Regions from separate parts of the Mus musculus genome. Here regions 2, 3, 4, 5, 6 and 7 are each linked to region 1. The links are chromatin loops, found by intact Hi-C in ENCODE. Cell type or tissue: left cerebral cortex. All regions are shown on one strand. Region 1 overlaps Scn4b (sodium channel, type IV, beta). Region 2 holds the start of Mpzl3 (myelin protein zero-like 3). Region 3 overlaps Cd3g (CD3 antigen, gamma polypeptide). Region 4 has its middle 20 kb from the start of BC049987. Region 5 overlaps Kmt2a (lysine (K)-specific methyltransferase 2A). Region 6 overlaps Mpzl2 (myelin protein zero-like 2). Region 7 has its middle 14 kb from the start of Cd3e.

The links. Peaks named below come from ENCODE experiments on the same cell type or tissue, not always from the same donor. Only the 100,000 strongest peaks of a DNase experiment are listed, where the experiment ranks them.
Region 2: a loop joins it to region 1, with 3 times the contacts of the local background. A loop is called at or near these places in 5 of 42 quality-filtered maps.
Region 3: a loop joins it to region 1, with 2.2 times the contacts of the local background. A loop is called at or near these places in 12 of 42 quality-filtered maps.
Region 4: it touches region 1 in a loop (2.6-fold over the local background); 6 of 42 quality-filtered maps call a loop at or near these places.
Region 5: a loop joins it to region 1, with 4 times the contacts of the local background. A loop is called at or near these places in 6 of 42 quality-filtered maps.
Region 6: a loop joins it to region 1, with 2.1 times the contacts of the local background. A loop is called at or near these places in 5 of 42 quality-filtered maps.
Region 7: a loop joins it to region 1, with 6 times the contacts of the local background. A loop is called at or near these places in 33 of 42 quality-filtered maps.

The regions. Positions count from the first base shown.
Region 1 is chr9:45,144,748-45,148,747 of GRCm38, forward strand. Scn4b (sodium channel, type IV, beta) reads left to right here. Exons shown (of 5, transcript NM_001013390.3): 2 at 1,926-2,098; 3 at 2,920-3,148. Among named protein-coding and RNA genes, the nearest start is that of Scn4b, 8.1 kb to the left of the region's middle. In left cerebral cortex, CTCF peaks have their summits at 851 and 1,703 (motif pointing left); DNase peaks (open chromatin) are centred at 1,049 and 1,677; H3K4me3 peaks cover 953 bases; H3K27ac peaks cover 970 bases.
Region 2 is chr9:45,053,548-45,057,547 of GRCm38, forward strand. Mpzl2 (myelin protein zero-like 2) reads left to right here. Exons shown (of 6, transcript NM_007962.4): 6 at 1-496. It overlaps Mpzl3 (myelin protein zero-like 3), which reads left to right and starts at 1,634. Exons shown (of 6, transcript NM_001093749.3): 1 at 1,634-1,771. The coding sequence starts at 1,696. In left cerebral cortex, no CTCF peak of the experiment used is centred here; DNase peaks (open chromatin) are centred at 1,648 and 1,823; H3K4me3 peaks cover 1,449 bases; H3K27ac peaks cover 1,061 bases.
Region 3 is chr9:44,967,716-44,971,715 of GRCm38, forward strand. It overlaps Cd3g (CD3 antigen, gamma polypeptide), which reads right to left. Exons shown (of 7, transcript NM_009850.2): 5 at 3,548-3,591; 6 at 2,976-3,058; 7 at 1,857-2,202. The coding sequence ends at 2,993. Among named protein-coding and RNA genes, the nearest start is that of Ube4a, 4.1 kb to the left of the region's middle. In left cerebral cortex, a CTCF peak has its summit at 1,908 (motif pointing right); no DNase peak of the experiment used is centred here.
Region 4 is chr9:44,650,425-44,654,424 of GRCm38, forward strand. No RefSeq gene overlaps it. Among named protein-coding and RNA genes, the nearest start is that of BC049987, 20 kb to the right of the region's middle. In left cerebral cortex, a CTCF peak has its summit at 1,823 (motif pointing left); a DNase peak (open chromatin) is centred at 1,817.
Region 5 is chr9:44,834,308-44,838,307 of GRCm38, forward strand. It overlaps Kmt2a (lysine (K)-specific methyltransferase 2A), which reads right to left. Exons shown (of 36, transcript NM_001357549.2): 11 at 2,244-2,390; 12 at 1,837-1,932; 13 at 1,495-1,615. Among named protein-coding and RNA genes, the nearest start is that of Gm39326, 19 kb to the right of the region's middle. In left cerebral cortex, a CTCF peak has its summit at 2,321 (motif pointing right); a DNase peak (open chromatin) is centred at 2,328.
Region 6 is chr9:45,046,780-45,050,779 of GRCm38, forward strand. It overlaps Mpzl2 (myelin protein zero-like 2), which reads left to right. Exons shown (of 6, transcript NM_007962.4): 4 at 385-532; 5 at 2,873-2,945. The coding sequence ends at 2,936. Among named protein-coding and RNA genes, the nearest start is that of Mpzl3, 6.4 kb to the right of the region's middle. In left cerebral cortex, a CTCF peak has its summit at 1,959 (motif pointing left); a DNase peak (open chromatin) is centred at 1,952.
Region 7 is chr9:45,021,460-45,025,459 of GRCm38, forward strand. No RefSeq gene overlaps it. Among named protein-coding and RNA genes, the nearest start is that of Cd3e, 14 kb to the left of the region's middle. In left cerebral cortex, a CTCF peak has its summit at 1,527 (motif pointing right); a DNase peak (open chromatin) is centred at 1,533.

The sequences.
Region 1 (4,000 bases):
AGGGTGATTGTGTGGGAGCCCTCTAGCACAGTTATTCTTAAGTTGTGGTCTGAACCCACACTGTTCCCTAGGAGCTACAGGGAGAGGCCAGTTCTGAAGACTCACAGAGTTCCAGGGCCAACCCACACTTGCTGATGCCTGTCCCCAGTTGAAAATCTGTCCTCAGCATGGAAAACCACTGCAATAGTTACACACACACACACACACACACACACACACACACACACACACACACGAGTTGCAAATTGAGGTAATCTAGCAAGAGCTGGAACCACAGTGAGCCAATGCACCTATTTTAGCATGTGAAGAGGGGTTTCTGTCTCCCTCTTTGACCTTAAGGGAGTCGCTGACTTCCCTAGGCGTAGCTTCCTCTCCAGTGTGGTCTATAATTTTAGATATGATGGGGGAGCCGGAGGCTGGAAGGCGCCAGGCACACAGTAAATGCCTCATCAATATCTGCCTATTGGCATCACAGACATGGCAGGAGTCAGGACTGGGTTACTGGGCCATAGGGTGCAATTTCTGACCTGGTGTGTGTGTGTGTGTGTGTGTGTGTGTGTGTGTGTGCGCGCGCGTGTGTGTGTATGTGTAGCAACCAGAAGCAGAGGAGACACGAGGGAGGTGAAGGGACCTTGAGAGCAGGAGCTGGGTCACCAGCACTCCTTTGAGTGCCTTGTCCGTCTTGCCTGTCACTCAGTAGCATGGTCATTGCCTCTTGTGGGCAAAACAAAAGGAAATTGATTTATGATGCAGCACGAGGGAATTAAGTTAGACAACAAACGACTTTCCTGAGAATTAAGATGGGGGTGAGTGCTCATTTCCCCTACTGGCAAAGAAAGGTATGAGTTCAGTGTAGCTCTCCTTCAGTGTGGAACGACCTTGAGGCAATGCAGTTTCCCTAAGAAATGTGCAGGAAAGAGGAGGGTTAGATTCTTTAAGAGCGCTTAGGAGGAGGATTTACGGAAGGCAACGCCTCCTGAGGCAGAGGGATGTACTGTGGAAGGAGTGTGGGGGGCAGAGGGATGTCCTATGGAGGGGGTTGAGGCGACCGTGGATGTGTCACTGTGATTTCTGGGGCGAGGGTGCGGAGTGTGGATGCAGGGTGATGGGAAGGCTGCGCTTCACCGAATCCGGAGGGTTCAGGCCACCCCTAGGTCCTGCATCCTGCAGAGTGCCCTCACTTGTTACAAATGGCCTCTGCAGAGAGCTGCGCTGGGCCATAGGGTGCAATTGCTCTTTCCTGCGTCTTCGCCACTAGCAGTCTGTGTCCCCCGCGGCTACGGCCGCGGTTCCATTCCGGAGGGTCGGGTAGTCATCCTTCTGTCCTCCGGATCCCCTTGTGTAGTTGGAAACACTGTCCAGCCCTATGGTGTCTCTGCCCCTAGCTCCATGATAGGGACTGCGGCGATCGGGCCTTTCCACCTGACAAGGCTCTGGCTCCCACTTGAAACCTTCAAACATCACCAGGGGTGCGCCCCGATCTAGGGAAGTCTCCTGGGTGCAAGTGACAGGGAGAGTTCTGCTACCTTCCTGGTCCCTACGGGTGCTGCCCTCCTACCCAGGTGGAGGGGTGGAGTTGCAAGTTCAGGAGTGGGGGGTGCGAGAGGTGGGAGGGGAAAAAAGAAAAAGAAAAAAAAAAAAACCCATAAACTACTAGGTCCTTCCTTTTCTTGGGTTAGGGTGTCCCCTCGTGGTCATTTTGAGTACCACATGGGCCACGAAGGCTCAGAATTCAGTTCTATTCAGGCCAAGTGGGTATTGAAATGCATGGCCCAGGCCTTGTAGATTCTGTATTAGAGAACCACTTTCCCGACTTGAGGATATCAAAGGCCTTTCATCTGACAAAGTTCCCCTTCCTTGGCTGAGGGTGCCCTTCCAGAGCTTCCCGAGGGATTTTATTAAAGGAAACCTTGTCCCCTGTACAGGTCTCTTCCTGCTTCCCATGTACCTGTCGTTGGAGGTATCTGTGGGAAAGGCCACCACCATCTACGCTATTAACGGCTCATCGATCCTGCTGCCCTGCACCTTCTCCAGCTGTTATGGCTTTGAGAACCTCTACTTCAAGTGGTCCTACAATAACAGCGAAACATCCAGGATTGTAAGTGGGGTGCTCATGTCCCCCACTGTCTTTCCCTTGCCCATGGGTGCATTCCAGCCCAGGCTTTGGTCTCTTCTGAGGATCCCAAGAACCCACCTTTTGATACTCTTTCTCTGGAGTTTAGTCAGGAGGATGGTTCTGATGGTGATGCCAGAATTTGGGGTCTGTTAAATTTTTGGCTGAACTCTTTTGTCTTTTCTTGAGGCAACCTTGCAACTTGGATATTTTCAGAAAAATTAATAGCTTAACAATCATGAGAAAGAATCCGTTCAAAGGCCTGGAGAACAGAAACGAACAGTGGCCGAGGGATGTGTGGGAGGAGAGGAGAGAGGGCAAGAATGGAGCAGTGGGGTGAGCAGGTCACAGAGGCAGAAGGGGTTCTGTCTGGCAGGAATCCTTCTCCCAGAGTAACTGTGAAAGCCCCAGGAGACACTAGCCTTAGAGGATACTGAAGAGCTACAGTATTAATCCAGGTGCCGACTAAAGGGCAGGATTGGGTGGAGTAGAGAGGATCCAGAGTGAGAGTAAAGAAGGAAGGCTGGGCGGGGCCCGAGAGTGTATGTGTCTTTGCAGAGGCACCGTGCAAAAACAAAAACAAAAGGAAAACAGCAGCTGGTGGGGTGTGTTCCAGGGAGTCTTGAAGGAAAAAACACAGGTTTAGTTTGAAACAGGGCAGAATCCAGGTCAGGCAGAGCTATAGCCACTGTCAGAGAGAGCAGAGGAAGATGAAGGGCCTTTCTGGGTACATGGTCATGGGTGGCGTCCACGGAAGGGTGCCCTGACACTTGACTGCTCTTTGGGGTAATCTTTCCTTGCCCCAGCTCATCGACGGGATCGTGAAGAACGATAAGTCTGACCCTAAGGTGAGAGTGAAGGATGATGATCGAATCACCCTAGAGGGCTCCACCAAGGAGAAGACGAATAACATCTCCATCCTCTTGAGTGACCTGGAGTTCAGTGACACGGGCAGATACACCTGCTTCGTGAGGAACCCCAAGGAGAAGGACTTGAACAACTCTGCCACCATCTTCCTCCAAGTGGTTGATAAATGTATGTAGTGGGGGCAGGGGTGAGGGGGGGATAGGGTAGAAAGAACTTGGGGTGCCCGTCAGTGTGGCAAAATGAACCATGCTGGTGATTTTCTCTTTACACTTGCAAGAGTTACTGCAGTTGCATCTGGAAGCTAGAAAACGTCATCTATGTAGTGGCTTGTGGATAGCACTGAGCATCTTTGAGCCTCTATTTCCTAGTTCATAAAATCCTTTAGTCAGGATGGCTGTGAAGGGCCGAGGAGCTAGCTGGGAGTGTTCAGCAGCATTGGACTCTCTTCATGTAGATGGATTCTTGCTGGTTTTGTGTGCTGGGTTAGCAAGTGTTGGATGATTGTCAGGTGTTGTAAACGATGCTGTGGTTTTTGTTTTGTTTTTGAGGAGTGTGTAGTTCAGAGTTAGACAAGCAGACGGATAGCCCCAAATGAATAGCAGGTGCTTTCCAAAGAGCTAGAATGAGGTGTGGCCCTTCCACACAGGTGGAATTGGACACAGGTGGGTCAGTCAAGCAGTGAGGGCACTGAAGGAGCCAGATAGGCACATGCCTTTACTCCATGGAGGTAGTCAGGGAAGCAGAGGGATAAATAGGGGAGAAGTTAGATTGGGCACCTTGCAACTGAGGATCTTGGAATTTGATGCCTTCTGCATGCCCCCACCTCCATGACCATATCAAGGAACCCCTGGAGATGGAACAGCGGGAGTTGAATTTGGGTTATTTCAAGGGTATCCAGACACATTTTATTAGAGCCTGAGTCTAGTATTAGAACTGTAAATGGCTTCACTTCTTTTTATCTGTTTAGATTCCTGCTCTCAGTTCCTCAGTGGCTACTTTTTGTAGGAGGAGAGGGGAAAG
Region 2 (4,000 bases), 91 kb before region 1:
TTTTTATTTCTCTCCCTCCCCCCCCCTTAAAAATTAAGACAGGGTCTCACTACTATATAGTTCTGTCTATCCTAGAACTTGCTCTGTAGACCAGGCTGTCCTTGAACTCAGAGATCCTACTGCCTCTGCCTCCCTAGTGCTAGGAATAAGGGCATGTTCCACCATACCCTGGTCTAAAATTTTGATACCTAGTTTTGAAGCTACAAGTTAGAGCTATATTTTCTCTTGTGAATATAACAACTGGATATTTCTTTAAACAGATGGCCTGTGTATATTTCATATTTGTAATGAAGTAGTTAAAAACTCACAGAGAATGTCTCCAGGGAACTTGCAGCTTGTGTCTTGTTTGAATACTCATGGGATATCAGGTTCTTGTTCAGTGTCTCCTTCCTAAGAGTACTTTTGTACTGTAACTTATTTTTTATTATGCATGAATCACTGTGTAAATAAACCCTTAGTAATAAAGAACTATGATTTTTATTATTTGCTTACAAACAAATCTGCAAAATTCACAACAGCAGTTAATGGAAAACAAGGGAAGATGTTTAACTTTGCTCAAGTTTTCTTGGTAGATAGTAGAGTTAGACACGCAGAGCAATCATTAATTGATGAAATTAATTTCTAGTAGTTTTATATTTCTATAGGCTTCACATATTGCTTTGGAGGACTGGGAAATGGGCAAAATGATAGCACACATTTGGAAGACTCATTTCTTGGACCTAACCCTAATCTGAGTCTTACGACTGAAGTCCAGGTTGTCCTTAGTTCTTCTGCCCCAGTCTTGCAGATCTTGGATTTACAGGCTTTTGCCATCCTACCTGACTTAGTTTGGGAACTTTAGAAACAAGGATATTTGTTTTTCTACTCTTGATTCTTCTCATAGAAAAAACTACCGGCTTCCAAGTCTAGTAAAGTATGCCAATGGAAAATGTCAGCTATGAAATATTTCCAAAAGCTGAGGCTTTTTATTCCCTTTTACTTTCATTAACCATGGCGGGTCCAGGAGAATTGAGTGATTACACCAGTAAAGCGGGGTCCTTTCCACCCTTTCTTTCAGAGCATGTTAGACTGTCTCATTCCACGTCAAGTACCGTGATAATGATATCCTTACTTTTAAAATGCAAAGATACACAAACCCAAGTTCCTCCTCTCCTTTAATACACACTGTAATGATTTCATCATCACTGTCACTGCAGTAATTTAATAAACATCCAATTCTGAATGATGTAATGGCTACATTAAAAGGTACACAAATGACGACGCTTGCACGTATTTACCAAAGGACCCAAAAAAGATATATTTATTCTGATCTTGGATGGTCGCCTACGTTTTCCTGAACTTCAAATGTATGAGAATCTTTTGTGAGGGTTCAACTTAGATATTCTAGAGAGATAACTTCTGGATTACAGTCGGAGGATCGAGCCTGGTTCCCTGGAATTCCATAAAAATAGAACTGTTTTTTCAGTCTGTAGCCAATCTGAAGCAGAAGAGCGCAATCAGATCCTCCTGAGAGTCAAAGAACCGCTGATGAGGGTAACCGGGTACGATTCTAGTAACAATCCTTGTCCCTGATTGAGGTTGGGTCCGGGACGGCTCTTTCAAAGGTGACTCCCGACATGACGTCACTTCCGGCACCACCTGCATGGTCCCCGGGAGGCGTAAAGAGGGTGTGTAAGTATCGGAAGAGCTGTCGGGATGCAGCTGGCAAGAGGAACAGTAGGAGGCCGTGGCTGCGCTCTCTTTCCACTGCTGAGCATCCTAGTCGTCCAGGGTGAGTGCGCCAGCTGGCTGGACTCCACTTCCGGCAGGGGGCGGGGGGGTCAGGAAAGATGGTCGCTTTTCCGGTTCCGGGTTGGGGGGTCTCAGAAAAGCCCCCGCTCGGCTTCTGCGAAGGAAGGAAGGAAGGAAGGGAAGGAGGGGGTGTGGGATGGTTTTCTTTCCCGGCTAGCACCTCCCACTGCGGAGAGTTGGTTCCCCTCAGCTCTCAGAGCCCGACCACCTTGTGAGACTTGACACCGCCTTGATGATGCCTTGACGAAACCACAGCGAGCACAGGCTTGGCGGACACTCACTGCTCTTGTGAGATTCTCTGTGCTTGTCTGCCAGGGTTCTGAGTTGCTGTTACACCCTGGTCGGAAACCGGGCAATTCGTGTTCCAGTTATTTTGAGAGACACAATCAGGGCTAGGGAAAAAAAGGAAAAAAAAAAAAAAAAAGAAAAGAAAGGAAGAAAGAAGAAGAAGAGGAAAAAAGGAAAATCATGACTTAGTGATTTTATTTCAGGGGCTTTTAAATAAAACATTTTAGACAAGAGTTATAGTGTGATTTTTCTTATAGCAGGCATATTGCTGAAGAAAAGGCACCTTAGGACTTTCTAAACATTCTGAAGTATAAGAAAAGTCATAGCCATTCTTCTGAAACTTGAATCTTTTAACTATTGTCAGTACAGTGTTGCCATAATGACACTATTGTAAGGTTTGGATAATTTTACTTTCATGCTATTCCAATTTCTAAATTTCAATCCAAACTAATTAGCTTCATTTTGAAATGCGAATATTCTCTTGATTAGTGTGTGTGTGTGTGTGTGTGTGTCTTCCTAAGAAATGGAATACTGGTATAGCTAGCATTAGAATGAATTGTTGTATTGTAGCATTTCTCTGAAAATAATGGACATTTCTGAAAGGGGTCTTTAATATTGTGTAAGTATTAGGTGGCTGAGTCTCATCAGGTAAGATGAGGAGGTTTTTGTTTATCTGGTGACTAATCTGCATGTTGCCAGCACACTCCCTGATCCCTCCCAGCTACCTATGTCATCATAAATGTCCAGTTTTCCCTCTGAGTTCTTTTTACAACAGAGCCAGGCCTACTGTCACCTCATATAAACTCATATATATATATATATATGCATACATACACACACACACAGCAGGGCTGTGGAGGGAGAAATGTCCACATATTGTCCCAATGAGAAAAAAAAAAAAAGATCCTAGAAATTGTGTCTTTTTGTAGATCTAGTGTCATTTCACATATACGAGCAGGTGTCAAATCTAGCAAAACAAATGGTTCAAATTAACTCTGGAGGGCTGGTGAGATCAGTAGGTAAAGGGGCTTGCTTTGCAAGCCTAAAGACCTGGTTCCATCTTCAGACTCTACATACAGGTGAAAGGAGAGAACCAATTCAATAGAGTTGCCTCTGATCTGTACAAGTATGGACACATTCTATTAATAGTTTTAAAGTTATTGATCACTGTGTAGAAACCTATTAAAGATATAGATTTAAACTCCTCACCCACTCCTCCAGGTTTTTTTGAATAGATTTACATTCTGCCTTTAAAACAAACAAACCAGGGGTCTGGAGAGCTGGCTCAGTGGTTAAGAGCATTTGCTGCTCTTCTGTAGGACTCTGGTTTGAGTCACAGAGTTGACGTCATGGCTTACCATGATTTGTAACTCCAATCCCAGGGAATCAGATATCCTCTTTGGCCTTCATAGACCCCCGATATGCAAGTGCTGCACATAAAGGCAGAATTCCCAGACACATAAAATAAAAAAACAAAGGTGGGTAGTTCACAGGCCTATTCATTCACTAAAATACAGTTCAGTAATTTTTAGTGTGCATGGTGTGCAATCATCATTACAACCACTTCGGGAACATTTTTATCACCCAAAAGAGAAACCCTGTATCCATTCTGACCTTCCCACAGGCTCTGGAAACCACCAATCTGCCTCTTTAAACTTTTGTCTACTCTGGGCACTTAATACAAAGTGAACCAGCCACGCGCCCCTTTGTGAGTAGCTCTCTTCACGTGGTGTGTTTGCAGTGCTCCATCTGGTTGGTTGTCTGTTGGTTCGTTTTGTCTCTTTTGAATCGCAGGTGGTGGGCTTTGCTTTCCCACTAGTGTTTACTCGCCATCCCTCTTCAGAGACTGAAAACCCTTACATTGTTGTCATGTTTGAATTGGCCTTCAGTTTTAAGTCTGATTCTGCTTGTTTCAGTTGGC
Region 3 (4,000 bases), 180 kb before region 1:
CACTGGCCACCACGCATACGGTTGGGTAAACAACCAATGTGTACATATGCAATAACGTTTTTTGCCAAGACACTGCCTGGCCCGGGCATGATAATGAGGTTCTGTGAGGTACTGAGAGTATAACCAATCAGGTGTGAGGCATGCAAATGAGGTAGAATGCATAACCAATCCGGGTGTGAGACACGCCTCTCCTAGGCCTATATAAGCAGCACCAGTGCTGGGCTTGGGGTTTCGCCTCTGCAATCAAGCTCTCCCAATAAAGAAAAAGAAAACTTGAAGAGACAGAGACTTGTGGCTGCTTGGGGTTGAGAGTCAGCATAAGGACTATTAAAACAGTGGTGGTGATGTTTTCAACCTGAATTATGATGGGGCAAATTACTAAAAACTGCTGAGAACAGGTGAAATCACTTAAAATTGGCAAATATTATCATAGGCTAATTATATATCATACAGGCTTCTTTTTTTTTTTTGGTTTTTTTTTTTTTTTGGTTTTTTTTTTTTTTTGGTTTTTTTTTTTTTTTTTTTTGGTTTTTCGAGATCTAACTCCTTCTGGCCTCATAAAGCACCAGGCATACATGTGATACACATACATGCTGGCAAACACCAAAACCATAAAATAAAACGTCAAGAATGAAACCTGTGAGCCCTGCGTGGTGGCGCACGCCTTTAATCCCAGCACTTGGGAGGCAGAGGCAGAGGCAGAGGCAGGCAGATTTCTGAGTTCCAGGCCAGCCTGGTCTACAAAGTGAGTGCCAGGACAGCCAGGGCTACACAGAGAAACCCTGTCTCAAAAAAACCAAAACAAACAAAACATTCTAAGTTTTAATGTTTGCTGGGTTCTTACGCAGGTCATAATTCAGTGGGCCAGTGCAGCAGTGAGGTGGCACATCAAGAAAAAGTATCTGCCACACAAATGTGACAACCTGAGCCCAATCCCCTGAGAAACAGAAAAAGAGAACCCACTCCACCATGTTGTACAGAGGCTGGAAGCTTCCAGGACTAGGCCTAGGATAGCAGACAGAGGCAGTAAGGCTTAGAGACGACAATCACATCACATGAATAAAAGTTACTTTTACAGGTGCTGGGGATTGAACCCAGGTCTCTTGGAAGAGCAGCCAGTGCTCTTAAGCACTGAGCCATCGCTTCAGCCCTCCAAAGGGAGTTCTTCACACATGCGTTGTTGTTTCAGCTATGTCTCCACATCATTTTGTTCCAGGTAGCAAGTGAAGTCATGCCTGGCAAACAGGCAGCACAAACTGTGCTTTAAGTAAAATGCTACAATCAATCAATCCTTAGCCAGTAATTGGTCTTGTCTACTTTATCCTTCATAATCTTCAGGTTGGATTAGGAGAAAATTCAAGATATATAGTGTTATATCATAGTGTGAGACATAGGGGAAAGGAGAATAAAGTGTACTTGAGAACTTTTCTTATATGCTTAGTATACACCTAAGAACATATGTAAGAAGCTCACTTGCCTGTGGGGAAGGCTACTCTGTGGCTGGACACTCCGGTGGAAGGAGACCTTTCACTGCATATGTGATTCACTGAGTAGTAGTAGTTGTTGTTATTATTATCATTGTTATGCTTTTACTTATTGTTATTACTATAGTGTGTGTGTGATGCGTATGCATGGGGTGTGCATATTCTTCAAGTGTATGTGGAGGTAAGAGAACAACATGGTGGAGTGGGTTCTCTTTTTCTGCTTCTCAGGGGATTGGGCTCAGGTTGTCACATTTGTGTGGCAGATACTTTTTCTTGATGTGCCACCTCACTGCTGCACTGGCCCACTGAATTATGACCTGCGTAAGAACCCAGCAAACATTAAAAAAAGAAATGTCTATTTGGATAGAGAGGTAGGTTATACTTGATCTTTTAATTTTGTCATTTACAATTTTCCCAGTAGGGGGCACTCTGCAAACACCACACTGTGCTTGTTTTCCTTCACTGAATTTTTTTGGGGGGTCTGGGGGTGGGGTGCTGAGAACCCCAAACAAGGTTGACAAGTGCTCCACTTCTGAGTCATACCACTGGCTCCTCCAAGCTTTTATTTTATTTTGAAAAAAAAAAAAAAAAGACCAAAATTTCTTTGACAGTTCTTCCTCTCTGCTTGCAGTCTACCTGTAGGGTTGAAAATCTCTCTACTGGGCTCTCTCCAAAATGCATTGTTTTGATTCTGGGTGCTGGATAGAAGGGGGGACACCTAGAACGAGAAAGAAAATTTGCAACTGGTCAGAAAGCTCATTAACGTTCTCAATTCTGTCTTCCTAACTGAAACTTGGGATGAACTGACAGAATCAGAAATTCTGATTGGTTGATTAAAAAGTTAATAAAGGTTTTTAGTTTTAGTTTTCTCTCTCCCTCTCCTTCCCTCCCTGAACTTTTTTTTTTGAGGGGGGAGTGTGGGGAGAGACTGGAACTTTCTACTAGACCAAGCTAGCCAGGAACTCACAGAACTCTGCTTTCAGAGGACTGTAATTAAAGGTGTGTTCCACCACACCTACGTTTCGGTCTTTGGTTCTTAATGGCCATTCTGCCTTAGACATTAGGTAGTGTCTAACACATTTTTGTTTATCACACTGGGGGCGGGGGAGTGAGTACCAGTGCCATCAGGTAGATAATGGCCAAGGACATTGCTATAATGGGCAGGACAGTCCTTCATCACAAAGAAAATCTGTGGATGTTTGAGAGAACTTAATGAAGTTAAGAACAATGCTCAGCATCTGTGGGCTTGAGGCCCTGCTCTCAGAGGACCCACAGATGCACACAGCACCCGTGCATTCTTAGGTCGAGACAGTCAGTCCTGGTACCAGTGTCTTTAAAAAAGAGACTCCACAGTCAACTCCCTGCCCCTTTTCATCCCTATTGGAAGAAGAGGTTTGGCAGCAGCTAGGAAGCATGTGGAGCCCGCAGGGGATCAGCGATGCAGAGCCTGCAGGGGCACTGCCCAGGATCAGCGGTGAGGATCACACGTACCCTGAGTCCTGCTGAGTTCACTTCTTCCTCAGTTGGTTTCCTTGGAGATGGCTGTACTGGTCATATTCCCGGTCCTTGAGGGGCTGAAGAGGACAATAGCAGCATCAACTTATTGTTCTGTCATTAATTAATGTCATTGTGCATTATTACATATTGAATATTATTCTATAATATTATTATTCTATATTGAATATTATTCTATAATATATAATATATTATTATATATAATGAATATAGTCACTGAATATTTTTATGAACAAAACCCTAGAATGGCTGCTTCACAGCCCCAGGAGCCAAAAAAAGAACGAGGAGAGGGAAACCACATGGCGTTTCTTCGAGTGGTTCTCTCAGTCAGTGCGTTCCTCAGCTTTTTCCCCCTGGAGATCCTCATTCCTGTCTCTTAGTCTTCCTCTCTCCCAGGCAATCCCACACAGCAGCCATTGCATTGTGCGGCGTGCCTTAAGTAGTTCTTTCTCACTACAGCAGCTCTCCAAATAACTTGCCTCTAATCCCAAAGGTCCACCTCAAATCAACTGACTACAGCGTTCTTTTTCTCATCCCCAATTCCTTACCTGGTACAGCTGTTCATTTTGCAACAGAGTCTGCTTGTCTGAAGCTGCACACACGCACACAAAAAGAAAACAGACAAAATATATATTCTAAGACAGAATGATAATAAATTGAATTTTTCACACAATAGAATTCTAAGTAGTATAAGGATCCTCTGAGCACAAGAATACAGACCACTTCCAAAAGTCAAAAGAAACTACACACAAGAATATGTATTGCAAAAGTCTACTTCTGCAAAATAAGAACCAAGCAAAAACATCTCTGTGGTCAGAAGTCAGGACAGTGCTTCTTCTTGGGGACAGGTGGTGACTGGAAGTGACCATCAGTGGGCCATCTATGGTGTTGGTAGTATTCTGGATCTTAAACTGAGTGTCAGATCCATGAATATTTTGCTTTGTTAATTTTTTTTTAGCTGTGTTCTTCTGGTTCACTTTTGTATATGTAGGTTTTACTTC
Region 4 (4,000 bases), 490 kb before region 1:
CCAGACTAGCACAGGTCAGTGAGAAACTCTGACCAGGGGACAAAGCGATGACATCCTTCTCTAGTCTCTGTGTGCTCATACTCACCCTCACGTGTGTGCTGCACACACCTCACACAAAATAAACAAACAATAAAAGAAGCAATCGGACAACTAGTAGATTTTATTCTAAGCAGTATAATAAGGACTTCAGAGGACAAAAAAGGTAAGACAGTCCTTCAGAACTGCTGCACGCAGGACCACCTTCTGCAGCAACCATTACTGTCAGTGAGACAGAAGATAGCACAGCATGACGTGAGTCTCTGATACACCCACGGGATACAGCAGATAGACTCAGCATCCTGGTGATGTCAGGGCTGGCTGGACCTTCCTGGGGTCTGGGAGGCTCCTGCAGGATGTGGAGATAGGAGATGATCCCTTTTGTTCTAGAAATTACTAAAGGATAAAGTTTCCTTATTACCCAAGAGCAGAGCGATGCCCGTTGAGACTAAAGGCAGAACCATACAGAGGCTACCAAAGCCAGATGAACGGGAACCTGCAGGCCCAGCGCTTGGCCATCCTGTGGGAAGAGCAGAAGGGTGCCTGGTTCAACTACGACTTGGAAAAGAGGAAGAACCTGGAGTTTTATCCCTCCAACCTCACCCCACTCTGGGCTGGCTGCTTCTCAGACCCTAGTGTTGCTGACAAGGCTCTGAAGTACTTGGAGGTGAGGGGACAGTGGGCAGGCAGGCCGGCCTGCCATCCTGGAGGTGGGACCCTCCCTTCCCTGCAAGTCTCACTGAGGCCACTGGGAGTGGCTGTGAGGCAGGATGGGAAGGGTCAGGAGGGACAAACCTGCCTTCCCTGAGGGCGCTGGGTCCTAGGCTCCTGCTTCAGCCATCACTCACGGTCACATCAATGTCTGGAACCTTCTAGGACAGCAAGATCTTGACCTACCAGAATAGCCTCTCTCTAGCTGTGGGATTTCCCGAATGTCTGGGGCCCTTCTGCAGGATCAGTCATTAGTAGTATGGAGGCAGGCAGAGGGCATCCACCAGGGCCTGGCCAGGGGTGTAGGGGAAGTCATGCTTGGACTGCGAGTCACGAACGAGAATCCAGGGCTCCTCATCCTCTTCCTGGCTGCCTTGCTCTATTGGGAACCCCTCAGCCGACACACCAACCTCCACCTGTCCAGGTAATAGACATTTCCAACACTCTTCTCCCTTTGTAAGACCCAAAGTTAACCTGTAACCCCCCCCCCCCCAAGGACCAGCTAACTTCCTGGAATGCTGGGAGCTGTAGTTCTTAATAACAATGTCATATGGGGAAACACGATGGCAATAGGGGTTTGTCCTTAAGAAGACCCTACAATCCTGTGTCATCACCATTTGCTGGGAATTCCAGAGGGTGGTCCTGGTCAGTATTTAATTAAAGCTTACTTCAAATTTGTCTCAAAAATTGTGAAACTGGTTTTTCTTTTGCAAATCTTGGGATTAACACCTCCCTCCAACCTGAAGCCCTGGATTAAGGGTCTGTGCCTGCACGGTTCCAGATAAGACGTCTGAGGGCCCTCCTTGGTGAAAGTCAGCTCCTCTCAGGGTAGGCACTTTGGATATTCAGCTCCTGGCTGGAGTAGGGTCTAAGGCTTAATTCAGTCCGTTTCTTCCAGACCTGGGAGGTGGCTTTGAGCTGTCCTAGAATTGGATCAAAACTAACTTTTTCATTTATTCATAAAAGTCAGCAGTGTATGATGTCATCCCTCAGGCGCATCTCTGTCCGGAGCCTTCTTCCCCAGGCCTGGCTGCGTCAATCTCTGAGCAGCACATTCAGGGCTGTGGCGGCCCCCAGTGGCCACTCCTGGGCTTAGCTGCAGGCCGGTATAGCTCTCCATGGCCCCATGTGATGATGGTGGGCCCAACTTACAACTCATCTTTTATATGTATATGTGCCTACACTCATGTCTCGCTCCCCGGCAACCTCAGGCAAGTCTGGAGCCTGTGTGTCCCTCCTCCTCCATGCCAGGATGTTGACAGGCCCATTCTTGTCCAGGCCTTGTGCTGTGTGTTCCAGAGTGACAACAGTCCACTTCATCGTCTGCTCTTACATTCTGCCCTCTTTTCCCTGCTGTTTCTCAAGCCTTAGCACGCTGGTGACACAGATGTGCCAGTTATCTCAGAATAAATAAATGGCCATTCATTCTGAGTCCACAGTTACTGCTGCCCTGAATGTAAGCTTCTCTAGGCTGACTGGTGGCGCTCACCTTTAATCCCATCACTTTGGTGGCAGAGACAGGTAGGTCTCTTGAGCGTAAAGCCAGCCCAGTCTATAAAGCAAGTTTCAGGGCTGCCAAAGCTAGAGAGAGAGAGACCTTGTCTCAAAACAAACAACAGAAGCTTTTCTGGCAGAACACAGTGAGAGATAAGCATCGATATTTCAAGGGCAGTTTCTTGACCACATCACATCCATTCAGCAAAACAACTTGAGCTCCTACATCAGGGCCTGTCACTTCCCCAGCTCAGGGATTTAGACCAGGTTTAAAGTGTCAGACATGAATTCCTTCCTGGGTCACAGGCCTCAGGTCTAATCAGAAAGCGGTTGGCTACCCCTATGGCATATTGGCATAACACCTTCCCAAACTACAAAGTCTAGCTAGCAATGAGGAAGCTCCCAGACCAATTTACTGGGGGGAGGGAAGCCCTCCCTAATACAGCGGGTCTCCTTGTCCTCAGTATGACATTGTAACAGTGGATAGCAGGCAGATGAAAGGAATTTGGCGTTCAGGAGTGCAGGCCATGGTAAATGTTTGGATTTCTGTCCCTCAGAATATACATGGCCTTTTGAGGTGTCAGGGTATAAGGTATAGGAAAATCCTGAATGGCAATCATCGGTGCACCCAGAGCTAGGTGGAACCACAGCTCATGGAGAGAGGACCCCTCAATACAAGGTTTAAGGCCCTCAGGAGTCTGGCCTCACTGCCTGGCCTCTCTCCAGGAGGAGTTTAGCCAGGCCAGTGAGTGGCCTTAGTATTCCTGGATGACTGTGGTAACTGCTCATGTCGGGAACCCAGCTGGTTCTCCTGGCCTGCACTACCTGAAGTCTACTTTCTGCTAAGCTTCCTGCCATGTGAATGAAAGAAGAGAGGCCTCAGGGACCCCATAGGCACTCTTGTTTCCTTCTCAGGCTCCATCTTCTACCTCATTTAACTTTTCTTCCACTGCTGTGTCTCCTGCTCTGCCCCACCCCCACTGCCCTTTCTCTCAGTGCCCTGGGGAAGGCAAGTGCCTTGGAAGGCTGGGACATGGGTGCTTCCTAGAGCCTTCTCTAGTGTGGAACCCTCTCTGGGGATGAATGAGTCCCCACTTCTCAAAGTACGCAAGGGGCACGGTGCTGGGGAAGAAGGCAGGCAAGATGTTCATTTCAATGGAAGAAGGGAACCTCAGCAGGACGCCTGTCACTTTAGCCTGACTGGGCATTGCCTTATCACCCTGAGGTAGGAAGGAGACTGTCACTGGGGGGTGGCTGTGTCCTTCAGTCTCTCACAGCCTCTGACACGTGCATGGGTTCTTTCTTAGAGTCCAGCTCCATAACGTTGCTTCCGGGGGGTCACTGATTTTGAGCAATGTTTACTGAACTGGGTCCGTGATTGGATTTGCTCTGTCCTACTTAGGTGTAGCTGTCAGCTTGTCTCAGCCTAATGTCACCTCAGAAGGGAATCTCAATTGAGGGACCACCCAGCCAGATAGGCCTTTGGACTTGTCTGTGTGGGACTATCTTGACTGTTGTTTGATATCAGAGTGCCCAGTCCACCATAGGTGGCACCATTCCCTGGGCTGGTGATTCTGAACAACATAAGAAAGTTAAGAATGAAACTGAGAGCTGGCCAGCAAGACTGCTACATAGTGACTTTAAGGCCAGCCTAGGCCACATGAGACCCAGTTTCAAAAAATAAAACAACAGCTAGGCAGTGGTGGCACACACCTTTAATACCAGCACTTGGGAGACAGAGGCAGGCAGATTTCTGAGT
Region 5 (4,000 bases), 310 kb before region 1:
GATTAAGAATTTAACCGCAGCCTCAGCACTACAGGTGTGTGGTGGGAATCAGAAGGAATATCATATCTTTTAAACACAATGTTTGGGCTTTTAAAGAGGTAACAATACAGAGGTAAGAAACAGTAAATTGAAATTTTTTTCCGTGTCAGGTCCCAAAGAAACACAGGGCAAGGTCCACTCAGTACCTGTGGCTCCTCTGCGTCGTCCTCACCCACCCGCCCATACCTCAAACCTCTCTACCACAGGGGCTGCTTTCACTGCCCTCCCCAGCTTCTCACTCCTGTGTTCCTGCCACTGAGTTCTCAGTCCTCCACCCTTGGCCTCTGCCCTCTCCCCTCTCTCGGTCCCTGCCCCCCACCCCATGGCCCAGTCTGGACTCTTCCTTTGGCTGTTCTCCCTCATATGTATCTACAATAAACCTTCTCCCCAGCCTCACCTCCGAGCAGACGTCCTCACTGTCATCCACTCCTGTTCTTACAGCTTTCATATTAGAACTCAGACCAGTGCTTTCTAAGGCCAGCCTCTGCAGGTCTGACCGGCCCGCGCATCCCCAGAGTGTTCACTATTTCATCGACATCCTTAAGCAGTGCTCACTGCATGTGGAGTGTGCGGCACACGCCTGCAGTCTCTGCACTGAGGAGGAAGAGGCAGTGTGGGCTGCACAGCGGGACAGCGACCCGAGTGACGACAGAACAGTGGGAAGGAGGAAGGAGGAAGGATGAGTGGGAGAAGAGACTGACAGGAGCATGTCACCTGCACTCTAAGTCATTAAAGTTGTGGGCTGGATGCGCAGTTACGTGTCTTAGCAGTGATTTTCTGCAGTGCTGAGGACTGAGGCCTGGGCCTTGCAATCGACAGGCAAGAACTCAACTGAGCTACATCCCCGACTTTTCCCCCTTCGTTTTCTATTCTGAGACAGGATTACTAAGTTCCCAGGGCTGGCCTTCTACTCTTGCCTCTGCACCCTGCCTGCTGGGATTACGGACCTGTGTTAAGGTCAGATTCCTGGTGTAATTACTGAGATAAAATGTTTACATACCACCTGACCTCATTTCTGAAATCAAGTGTGTATTTACCACATTTTGGGTCTACTGTTTTATTGGAGTAGTTTCTAAGTAGCAGTAACAATATCCCCATAATTCTCCCTATATTAATTAGAAAAATGGTTCAAGTTGCCGTCTATGTAAATAAAAAAGCAAGAAGCACTAGGAGGTGGCTGCACTTTCCACCTCTGTACTTGGGAGGCTGACGCATGCGAATCTCAGTGACTTAAAGGTCAATTTGGTCTACAGAGCGAGTTCAAGGACAACCAGGGCCACATAGAGACCCCATCTTAAAACAAAACAAAACAAAAACGAACAAAACAAACAAGAAATAAAAAGGCAGGAGTATTACATGTGCCTAGCCCGTCTGAGACACAGTGAGGAGGGTCCCACGTCCTTCCACAAAGTCCCCACAAATACTAAGCAGGACCAGTCACTCAGCACTAGGTACCTTTAGCAAAGAGTTTGGCACAGTCATGGCACAGTGAGAAATCGTGAGACCACTGTGCGTCCCACCCTTTGCCTGGAGTGGTGGAGCCACAGCTCTTGCAGCGGACACACTTGGTGCAGATCTGGAAATGAATGAAAGGCACTCAGTAGGGATCTCTTGGGCTAGCGTCGTCTGTTATTTCAAAGCCTGGGGATGCAGCTGTTCCTGATCTGACTTCGTTACTGAGATCACTCTGAAGCAGCCGTCATGCTGGCAGACTAAAGGAGGGGCATCCTGCTACAAGCCACCAGCCTCACCCAGCCACCACGATGCTTGTGGAAGGAGCACGGTGTGTGTACCCACCCACACTTTCTTTTTCTTCGTGGGTTTGGTGGGGTAGTTTGGTCCCAGGCACTCGGGGTGATAGCTGTTTCGGCACTTGTTACACTCCAGCAACTGCTGTGGGGAGACAACAGCCAGAGCACAGGTTACACCGCCCTCCCCGCCAAGACACGCCAGGAAACACAGAGGTTCACACCCCAAAGCCACTCAGTGATAAGGGAATTTATCACACAGATTTTACTTAATTTTGGATTTTCTTTCCTAAAGTTATTTTCTATTTTCCAAAAATTGAAAGAAAAAAAAATCAAGAAATTATCTTCAGTCAGAAAAACTGTCAGTAGACAGTATATATTGACACAAATTCCCAGTACAGGGGGCTGGGAGGGGGAGGGAACAAGGAAGCCCCTTGCTGCCAGGACTCGGTCTACCTTTGTAGCCTGATGCTGTCTTCCACACACATGGCAAAACTTGCAGCGGCGACAACACCAGTTTTCCAGCTGGTCCTCCAGGGGGCGCTCATTCTCCTCTAAGCAAAACTTGTGGAAGGGTTCACAACACACTTGGCAATACACAAACTGTAGCAGGAAGAGAACAAAGCATGTAGCCAGGGTGCACAGAGAAATAATAACCATCGTCCATACATCCTGTGGGTCCTAGGCATCCACTGTGTTAACCCGATGCAGCAAAACGTGAGTCTTGCATCTTACAGGACACACATGAAGAAAACTGTACAATGGCCTCCCTCATTCAATGTACACATATTCTGTCTCATAGCTGACACTATCAGAAGTATAGCCTGGCTAGGGTGGTGCACACCTTTGATCCCAGCAGTAGAGAGAGGCAGGTGGCACTCTGTGAATCTGAGGCCAGCCTGGTCTACAAAGTGAGTTCCTGTCTCAAAAAAACTATTGTCTAAGATTACTTTTGAGATATGTATAACAATACATGAAGTAAAATAAATTTTATTTTTTATGCCTCTCTCAAATATCTCTTTAGGTATAGGTATAGGCAAATATCCTAAAACTTGAAAAGAAAGAACAAAAAGGAGATACCTAAAACATTTATGGTCTCAAGTATTTAAATAAGAGATACTTGACCTACACTTAATTCGACATAAGGAATTATGCAGATATTTAAGAGCAACACAGAGTTCAGGCAACCAAAACAGGAATAGCAGAATCATAAAATGACCAAAAAAAAATCTAAGATTTAACAGGGCATGGTGTAACACACGTCTGATTCCAGCACTTGGGAGGCTAAGGAGTGAGGTGAGAGTTTGAGGTGAGAGACTAGCCTGGGCTACACAGAAGGCTCTCTGCCTCAAAAGGGGAAACGGAATGTGCTAAATGCAGAAAGAGACCCCAAGAGAGGTGTAGACAAAACTGCACACAGAGGAGGTGGGTGCGAGAATGAGCTACATTTCCCAGCTGTAATTTAAAAGTACATCTTATATTGGCAGAGGATTTTTAAAAATACAACCACCAGTACTGTTCTTCCCAAGGACCTCCAAGTTTAATGGCTAACACCCTAGGGTGGCTCCAATTCCTGAGAATCCTAGGCCTGTGGACCCGAGGGTGCTGCGCTCATGTACGCACACTCCCAGATAGGGACACCTACACGTGATTAAACATAATAAAAGTAATGTTTTAAAAATGTAACAACCCTCAATTTTCTTCTGACCAAACAAAGAAACACCCTGTTTTTATTACAAAGACAAGTGGTCAGACTTAAAGAGGCCTACAGGTAAGTACAAGTGTGTATCAGTGTTGGCTTGATGACGATACAGAGGTTACACAAGTGTGTCCTATCATAGAGGCAGAATGGCTTCCGTTTGCAACTTGCTCAGTCTTGAGAAAACAGAATATATAACATATGTATATACATTTCATTTCTTATTTTACACTTGATCTTAGTTGAAAGACTGAGAATCATGTTGTATTTTGGAAAAATACATACATAGAGGCAGAAACAGAAAAAGGACCTCTATTCACATTTGGAGAATCTAGGCAAAGAGTACTAGGTTTTTTATGTTTTCCTATAAGCTTGGCCTAAAATATGTTACCATAAAAAAGACTTGATGGAAAATTCCTCAAACAGTGGTCATAATTAGTAGCAGTATAGTGCAGACTGTGCTGGGCACTCTGATTCTTTTTAAGGACTTATTTCTAATTTTATTTATGTGTAT
Region 6 (4,000 bases), 98 kb before region 1:
TAGGTCTGACAAGATTAGCAAAAACTTGAATTACTGGACAGTTCAAGTGACTCAAGGGTTCTCAGTACTTGGGTGTCGTCATCATCACCTGGAAAACATGTCCAAACATGGATTGCTGGATTTACCCCCAGTGCTTCTGGTCCAGCTCGTTTGGGGTGGGGCCTGAGAAGTTCACTTCAAAGCTCCCCAGCGGAGCTGTCATGGCTTCTGGAGTCACACTAGAGAAGCCCTGATGGAGTCTGTGTGGGTTTCCCACTGCTGCCAAAGGTCACGTGGTCTTCATAAAAGCAGGAGAAAGGACGAGTCTGGTCAATGATGCGATGCATTGCCACTGTGTTTAGATCTCACCTAATTAGCTGACACCTTGTCCTTCTCTCCTCACAGTGCCCTTCTCTGAGATCTACTTCCTGGCCGTGGCCATTGGCTCTGCGTGCGCACTGATGATCATCGTAGTGATCGTGGTAGTCCTCTTCCAGCACTTCCGGAAAAAGCGATGGGCGGACAGTGCTGATAAAGCCGAGGGGACAAAATCGTAAGGCTGAGCAAACGCTGGCGGGAACCCCTGCTCACACTTTCAGGGTGGGCGGTGCTTGGGATCTTTCAGTGGGGCCAAACAACTGTTGAGCAGTTGATTTTCTTTTTGACCAAATGTATGAGAGGTTTCCCGTTCATAGGACAGGTAAGTTAGCGCATGGGTAGTGACTTTACAAAAGGCTTCTTAAAGGGGCTGGAGAGGCGGCTCAGTGGTTAAGAGCACAGAATGTTTTTGTAGATGATCTGGGTTCTGTTGCCAGCACCCACATCTGGTGGCTCACAACAGCCTGTGATTCCAGCTCCAGGAGGATGGAACCCCTCTGGCCTCCAGGTGGATGGTCACCATCTGTGACCTTATGTGCACACATTTGCATTCAGACAGATACACACACATGCTTAAAAACAAGTTAACAACAGCAATGGAATTCAAAAGGTTTCTTAATTTTACAAAAGATCTCACCACAGAATTTCATTATTTTGTGGGACTTGGGAGCTCTAAAAATATGCACATGCGAAGCTTTAAAAATATCCTCTGTAAAGTGAAACGCACGTATAAGGGGATATAGGGTGAGGCGCTCAGCTGTCCCTGAGACTCAGAGACGGGAAAGTTTGCTCTGCGGACAGTAAGTGCTCAGCAAACATTTTTAAATTAAGATAAAATTTATAAGCTACAAAATGCACCCATTTGGGCCAAAGAGATGGCTTAGCAGTTAAGAACACTGGTCTCTGGTAGAGGCCTTGGGTTTGGTTCCCAGCATCCATATTTACTCTCTACCTAATTTAAGATGTGACTCTCTCAGTGACCCTGCTGCTCACTGATTGGCTAGACTGGCGGCTGTCTAGCAAGCCTCCTCGCCTCCCATTCCTGGGACTAAAGGGGCTGACTACTCCAACAAGAGTCTCACAGCGAGCAGTTTACACACTGAACTCCATCACTGGCTTTCATGTCTGTATGATATCCCAGGATTACGGACATACTACATATTGTTTGTATGTTCAGATGATGGAGACAGTCTGTCCCCCCCCCCTTTTGGTTATTATACCGAATATCAATCACTACAAACATATTCTACACACATTTTTACATACACATACTTTCAACTCTCCCAAAAATGAAAGAAGAAATATTGTCAAGTCATTGATAACTATTGAATTTTTTGGAGGAATTGACAAAGTGTTTTGTATGGGCACTAGAATTTCTACACTTAGCTGGTGTGCTGGTACACCCACACCTTTAATTCTAGCACTTGGGAGGCAGAGGCATGTGGATCTCTGTGAGTTTGAGGCAGTCCTGTTCTACAAAATGAGTCCAGGACAGCCAGGTTATACAGAGAAAGCCTGTCTCAAAAACAAAACAAAACATCGCCTAAACCCATAAAGTTCTACATTCTCACTTTTGACTATGCCCTCTAGTGGACATGAGGTGGTATGTCAGTGAGAGTTTTGGTTTGCATCCCTGTGATATCTAGTGGTGCTCGTCCTATCTCAGGTGCTTAGCGCTGTTTATAGATTGTCTCTGGAGATGTATTTGTTCAGATAGTCCGCCCACCCTTAAACTGAGGTGGATGTCTCCTTCTTGTTAAGCTGTAACAGTTAGATGTCCGGCCCCTTTCAGCTACTTTACCTGCAATTGCTCCCCCTCTCTGGGTTCTCTTTGCTCCTTCTTGAACACTATCCATTAAGACACAAGAGTTTTCTTTTTGGATGAAGTCCAGCTCTTCAAAATGTTTCATAGTCTTAGATACATTCTTACAGTTATGTCTTTGGTGTACTTCCGGATAGATTTTTGTGTATAATTAAGAATCTCAATTTGTTCTTTTGCATGTGGATTTATAAGAATCCCCTAGAACTGTTCATTTATTTTAATTAGTAAATAGTTACTGAAATAAATGTAATTGATTGTGAAGCATCTAAGGGACCCATTGACAGCATTCTGATTTGAAGAGAATATAATTGATAAAGAGGATTTCTAGGTCAACCAAAAAAATCTTTTTTCCCTTTTTTTTTTTTTTGGCAGAGGGGTAGCCATTAGAAGTCAGACACCATGGTAGAGCATAGATAGGTGTGCACTTTAAATGCCCATGGTACTGTATTAAATCCCAGGGGAGTTATCTTGCATTCTGAAAAGTGAGTTTGAACTTGTAGGTCACCTGGGGGCATCGGCATTATCATTGACATGGCCCTGGCAATTTAGTTCTCTGCAACTTGAATGGCTCTCCAGGCATATGTAATTCTTCCCAAAGCATGGGCCAGGGTACCTTACCTGGCGCTGCTATGGGACCTGCCATCTTCCCTTCCTCCCTGATCACCTGACATGACTTCTGCTCCTTGGTTACAGAAAAGAAGAGGAAAAACTCAACCAAGGAAACAAGGTCTCTGTTTTTGTGGAAGATACAGACTAACACTTCGAGGTAAGGGTCATATTTAGGTGCCTTCTTTCTTCAGTTTGCATAGCTGTTAGCCCATCTCCAACAGAGATCTCTCCGTCACTGCACAATGGCTGAGGAGACTTCCTACTCAGGACAGAGACTCTTGGCCAGTCAGATTAGTCTCCTATTAGCTGCAGAGTTAACTTCTCCTTTCAGAGTACTTTTGTATATGATTAAGGAACCAGGCTACTTCCTTTAATGCTGAGAGGATCAGATGATAACCTTCCCTACCATCTATCTTGTTTTAACTTTGTGTGTGTGTGTGTGCTGTGTGTGTGTGCTGTGTGTGTATGTGTGTGTGTGTATGTGTGTATGTATGTGTGTGTGTGTCTGTATGTGTATGTGTGTGTGTGTGTATGTGTGTGTATGTATGTGTGTGTATGTGTATATGTGTGTGTATATGTGTGTATGTGTGTGTGTGTGTGTGTGTGTGTGTGTGTGTGTGTGTGTGTATGATGGGACAGAGCTCCTCCTCCTTTCTGCCTCCCCAGCGCCTGGATTCTAAGCATGCGTCTCCATATCCACTGTTTTCATGGCTCTGATGACTGAACTCAGACCTTTATTTTAACATGACAACACTTTACCAGCTGAGCTATCTTATCTGTCCAGCTCAATAAATCATTTTAGATGAAAAGATTAATCTCTGATGGTTTGTTTTTTTTTTAAATTTTTTTTTATGAGTCATTTATGTCATGATGGTAAGTGATCCAAGGATCAGAGACATGGCTCGCCGGCTCAGAGCACTTCCTGATTTTGCAGAGGGCCTGAGTTCAGTTCTTAGCACTCACATGGTGGCTTGCAACCATTCATACCAGGTCCAGGAGATCCAGCATCCTCTTCTGAGCTCTCTGGGCACAGCACACACATGGTGCACATACAAATGGGCAGGCAGAATACTCATAAAGTGAAATAATCAGGAAAACATTAAAGAAAAATTAACCAACTAATATCATGCAGTATAGTCTGTGGTATCTGATAGGAGATACAAATTTAAACAAATTACAAAATATTTGGAGTTTAGGCTGGGCATTGCCGCA
Region 7 (4,000 bases), 120 kb before region 1:
GCAAAAATATTACTTAAAGGAAAACAAGACATAGACATGCCCTATAAGTTAAAAAAAAAACATATAAAGCTTGAATTTCACAGTATAATTAATGTTTCCTGTGTGATTTATAAATACATATTTAGGAAAATTGATTGGAGAAAATCCAGCAAATGCCTCCAAAGATGGCCTGTGAGTATAAATAGCGCAATCTGGATTTTCAGCCTATATTTTTCTACACGTTTAAAATTTTCCACAATGAATATGTATTACTTATATAAAAATAAAGATAAGTATTTTCAGAGAAGAGGATGGATAACCAACACTGATTTCCAAGGAAGTATGAACATCACTCATATGGATTTTAGCATGTACATGTGGACACACTCTCTGGCTTTTTCTATCTTTCATATTTCTTTCTCAGGCCTCCAGTTAGCTAGAGTCCTTGTCCCTCCAAATCCAAGTTGTCCCAGTCAGTGGATGACATATCCTAGAATAATAACTATGTATATTATACTTGATAAATATCTATGTTGCCTCCACAAAGCTCAGAGACCAGTGCAGAAAGTGGGAACATAGAGAGGTTTTTAAGAGTCAGAGGTCAGGGAGGGCCAGACCAAAGCAGTGCCTGTTTTATCTGTCTGTGCTTGTTCATAATTTTCCATAGTAAAAAGCTCAAACCAAGCTGTCTTCCCTTTGTGAGGCCCCGTGTCAACTCACACAGAAAGTTGGATTTAGTAGCAGGCTCTGGGGGGTTGAACCGAAATGAACTGGGAACCTGCTCTGTTTTGCCACCCTTGTTTCCCCCTCTGCAAGACACCAAGAATTAAAAGAGACCATGTATCAGGATGCTTTGCAGTTAGAAGACTCGGGCATTCAGACTCAAGTTTCTTGTAATCAAATTTGGTATTTTAAAAAAGATGGAAAAACTTTCAGTATGTAGCAGGTGTTCTTTAAGCGTTTAGCCACAATTTTCTTGTCTAATTAAAACGGTATTTACTAAATATGTGGAAGGCATGTCCCAAGTTCTAGGCTTATTGATCATTCACTCAATAATTAAAATTTATAATGAATGAATGAGTGAAAGAGATAGATGTTGGGCTGGAGAGATGGTTCAGAGGTTAAGAGCACCGACTGCTCTTCCAGAGGTCCTGAGTTCAATTCCCAGCAACCACATGGTGGCTCACAACCATCTGTAGTGGGATCCGATGCCCTCTTCTGGTGTGTCTGAAGACAGCAACAGTGTACTTATATAAATAAAATAAATAATTAAAAAAATAAAAATGAAAAGCCAAGGACTATCCTAAAAAGAGATAGCTGCTAAGTTATCTAATTAATAGTATGCACTATATTACTATCACATTAATTAGTTAGCATGTTTAAATATAATTTATTAGGTATACATACTTTATAGAGTTCACTTAGTCTTTACTTCAGTGTTTGCTCCTAGTCTGAAAACATTTGAACATTAGGCTCTGGTTCAACCTGAGCATCTCAGCCTTTTGAGATCAGGCGCTGAAGTCTTCATCTTTGCAGCTCCTTTAAGGTCCACCAGAGGGAGCTCTTTACCGTGGGTGTTTGGTGGAGAACAGTGATTCAGAACCTACACATTCACTTGCAAGTACCTTATTCTGTGACTGATAATGTTTGGTACTGGGAATATGGAAAGGGACAAGATGCGGTCTCTGTCCTTAAGGAACTCAGCCTAGTGTACAAGCCAAGATATAAACAATAATGACTGTGTAGTGGCTGTAATAAAATGTTGCAAGGTGCTAAGGGACTATTAACTCTGGCTCCGGGGGTCAGGGAAGACTTCAGTGAACACCGTGAAAGAGAATAAAGGTTTATCAGACAGACAAAGCAGAGAAAGCGCAGGCACACGGAGGTGAGCACAACCCGGAACGTGGGAAAGGGGCTGAGAGCCAACAGGAGCCGCAACACGAAAGGCCTTAATCTTTAAAATGAAAAGAGTCGCAAGTCCTACTTACTACAGCAAGAGGTCTTAAAGTCACTCTGGGGCAGAGTGCCTTTATAGTTGCTCATATACAAGGTGTGTGTGTGTGTGTGTGTTTCCTTTTAGAAATAGGGTCTCAAGATATAGCTCCAGCCATCTTTAAACTCATGACAGCCCTGCAGGCGCAGTCTTTCAAGTGCTGGGCTTATAGGCACTAGTCACCATCACTTCGGCTTTAAGGGACTTTTGTCTTTCATAGGTTCCCCTAGGGACCATTTATACACTTCAGAACGACTTCAGAGCCAGTACCTGGTTAAGGCCTTCTCTTTTCTATCTCTATTGCATTTCAGTCATGTAACTTTAAATGTCCACAAATCAAGCTCTTCCCCACATAAACATGGACATTTGCTGATGTGAAGATTAAAACAAAAAGAGAAAGATGATTCAAGCTTCTTAGTCAATTCTAACAGAATCACTTTAGAAATGTTTGAAATGACTCAGCCTTGTTAGAATGAACCAAGTATGGACCAAAAGTGGCCGCTTAAATAACGTTTCTTACCCTTGATGGATGATTAAAAATCCATTTGTATTTATTTTGTGTGTGTGTGTGTGTGTGTGTGTGTGTGTGTGACCTTGTGAGTGTGTAGGTCAGAGGACAACTTTGCAGGTCTGTGTTTTGCCTTCCACTAGGTGGGTCCCTGAGATGGAACTCAGGCCCTTAGCTTGGTAGTAGGTGTCCTTACCTAACTCTGAGCCCCCTCGGTTACCATTGGCTACCATCGCTATACCTAGGCAGACACCAGTGCTTGGAGGAGATGTGCCACCAGAATCAACAGAGTGCTACTACTGTGATGAGCTGGGCCTCTGGGTGGCTCCTGCCTGAGTTGGCAGAAATACTTTCACCTTATCTGATTCACTCTAGAAGATTCATCCCCTCTGCTTGGACAAACATCTGGCTCCCTTTCCACACAGAAGCACTTCTGAGCTGACCAGTCCAACCTGCTTGCTCCCCGGAAGGTATCCAAGGGAAGTGGAGGGGAGCCTGCCAGGCCAGAACACCTTGCCTGAGACAACACCAGTGTGCTTCCTGCTGCCTTCAGCAGATCCACAGTGAAGCCCAACCAAAAAGCCTCACCAAGACCGGCTTTTAAGGACAGTGGGGTGGGCTGGGGTGTAGGCAAGATGGTTCAGTGCCTGTTGCTGAACCTGAGTTCAACACCCAGGATCCACGTGATGGAAGTAGAGATCCAACCCCCACAAGTGGTCCTCTGACCTACACATGTGTACAGTGTCATGTGAGTATCCCCCCCCCCCCGCCCACATATACACAATAAGTAAATACATTTAAAAATAATTTTAAAAGGATGATAAGGACTTAAGGGTTCCTAGTCTGAGACACACTTTTTGTTTGTTGTTTGTTTTTTGTTTTTTGTTTTTTCGAGACAGGGTTTCTCTGTGTAGCCCTGGCTGTCCTGGAATTCACTTTGTAGACCAGGCTGGCCTCGAACTCAGAAATCCGCCTGACTCTGCCTCCTGAGTGCTGGGATTAAAGGCGTGTGCCACCACGCCCGGCTGAGACACACTTTTTTTTCAGAACAATGAACTCTTGGAAAGAAAAGGGCCGGCAGGGTCTTAGAAGTTGCTTGGTTCAATCGCATTAGTTCACAAAAAAAAAAAAAAAATGGAGTCTAGGACCTAAGAGTTTAAATGAGGTAACCTTGCATCCCGGCCTCCCTGGGACAGGTCTGGTCACACTTGTTTTTCCAGTGTAAATACCAGAAATGCCACTTTAGTTTTCAAAGTGTCCTGGGTTGGACAGTAAAATTATATGGTCATTCACACCCTATCTTAAGGGGAAATTGAGAGTGGAAGTGGTAAGGATCCTGAGATGTGGATTGTAGAGAACAGAAGAACAACAAAACAACACCACACCACCACCACCACCACACAACACAACAACAACACAACGGAAAAAAAAGTGAAAACCAGCAGGGCTCTCACACGCCAGGCTTCCTTTCTAATGATTCTGTTACTAAATTCCATTTTTGTTTCTCGGGTTTTTGTTGT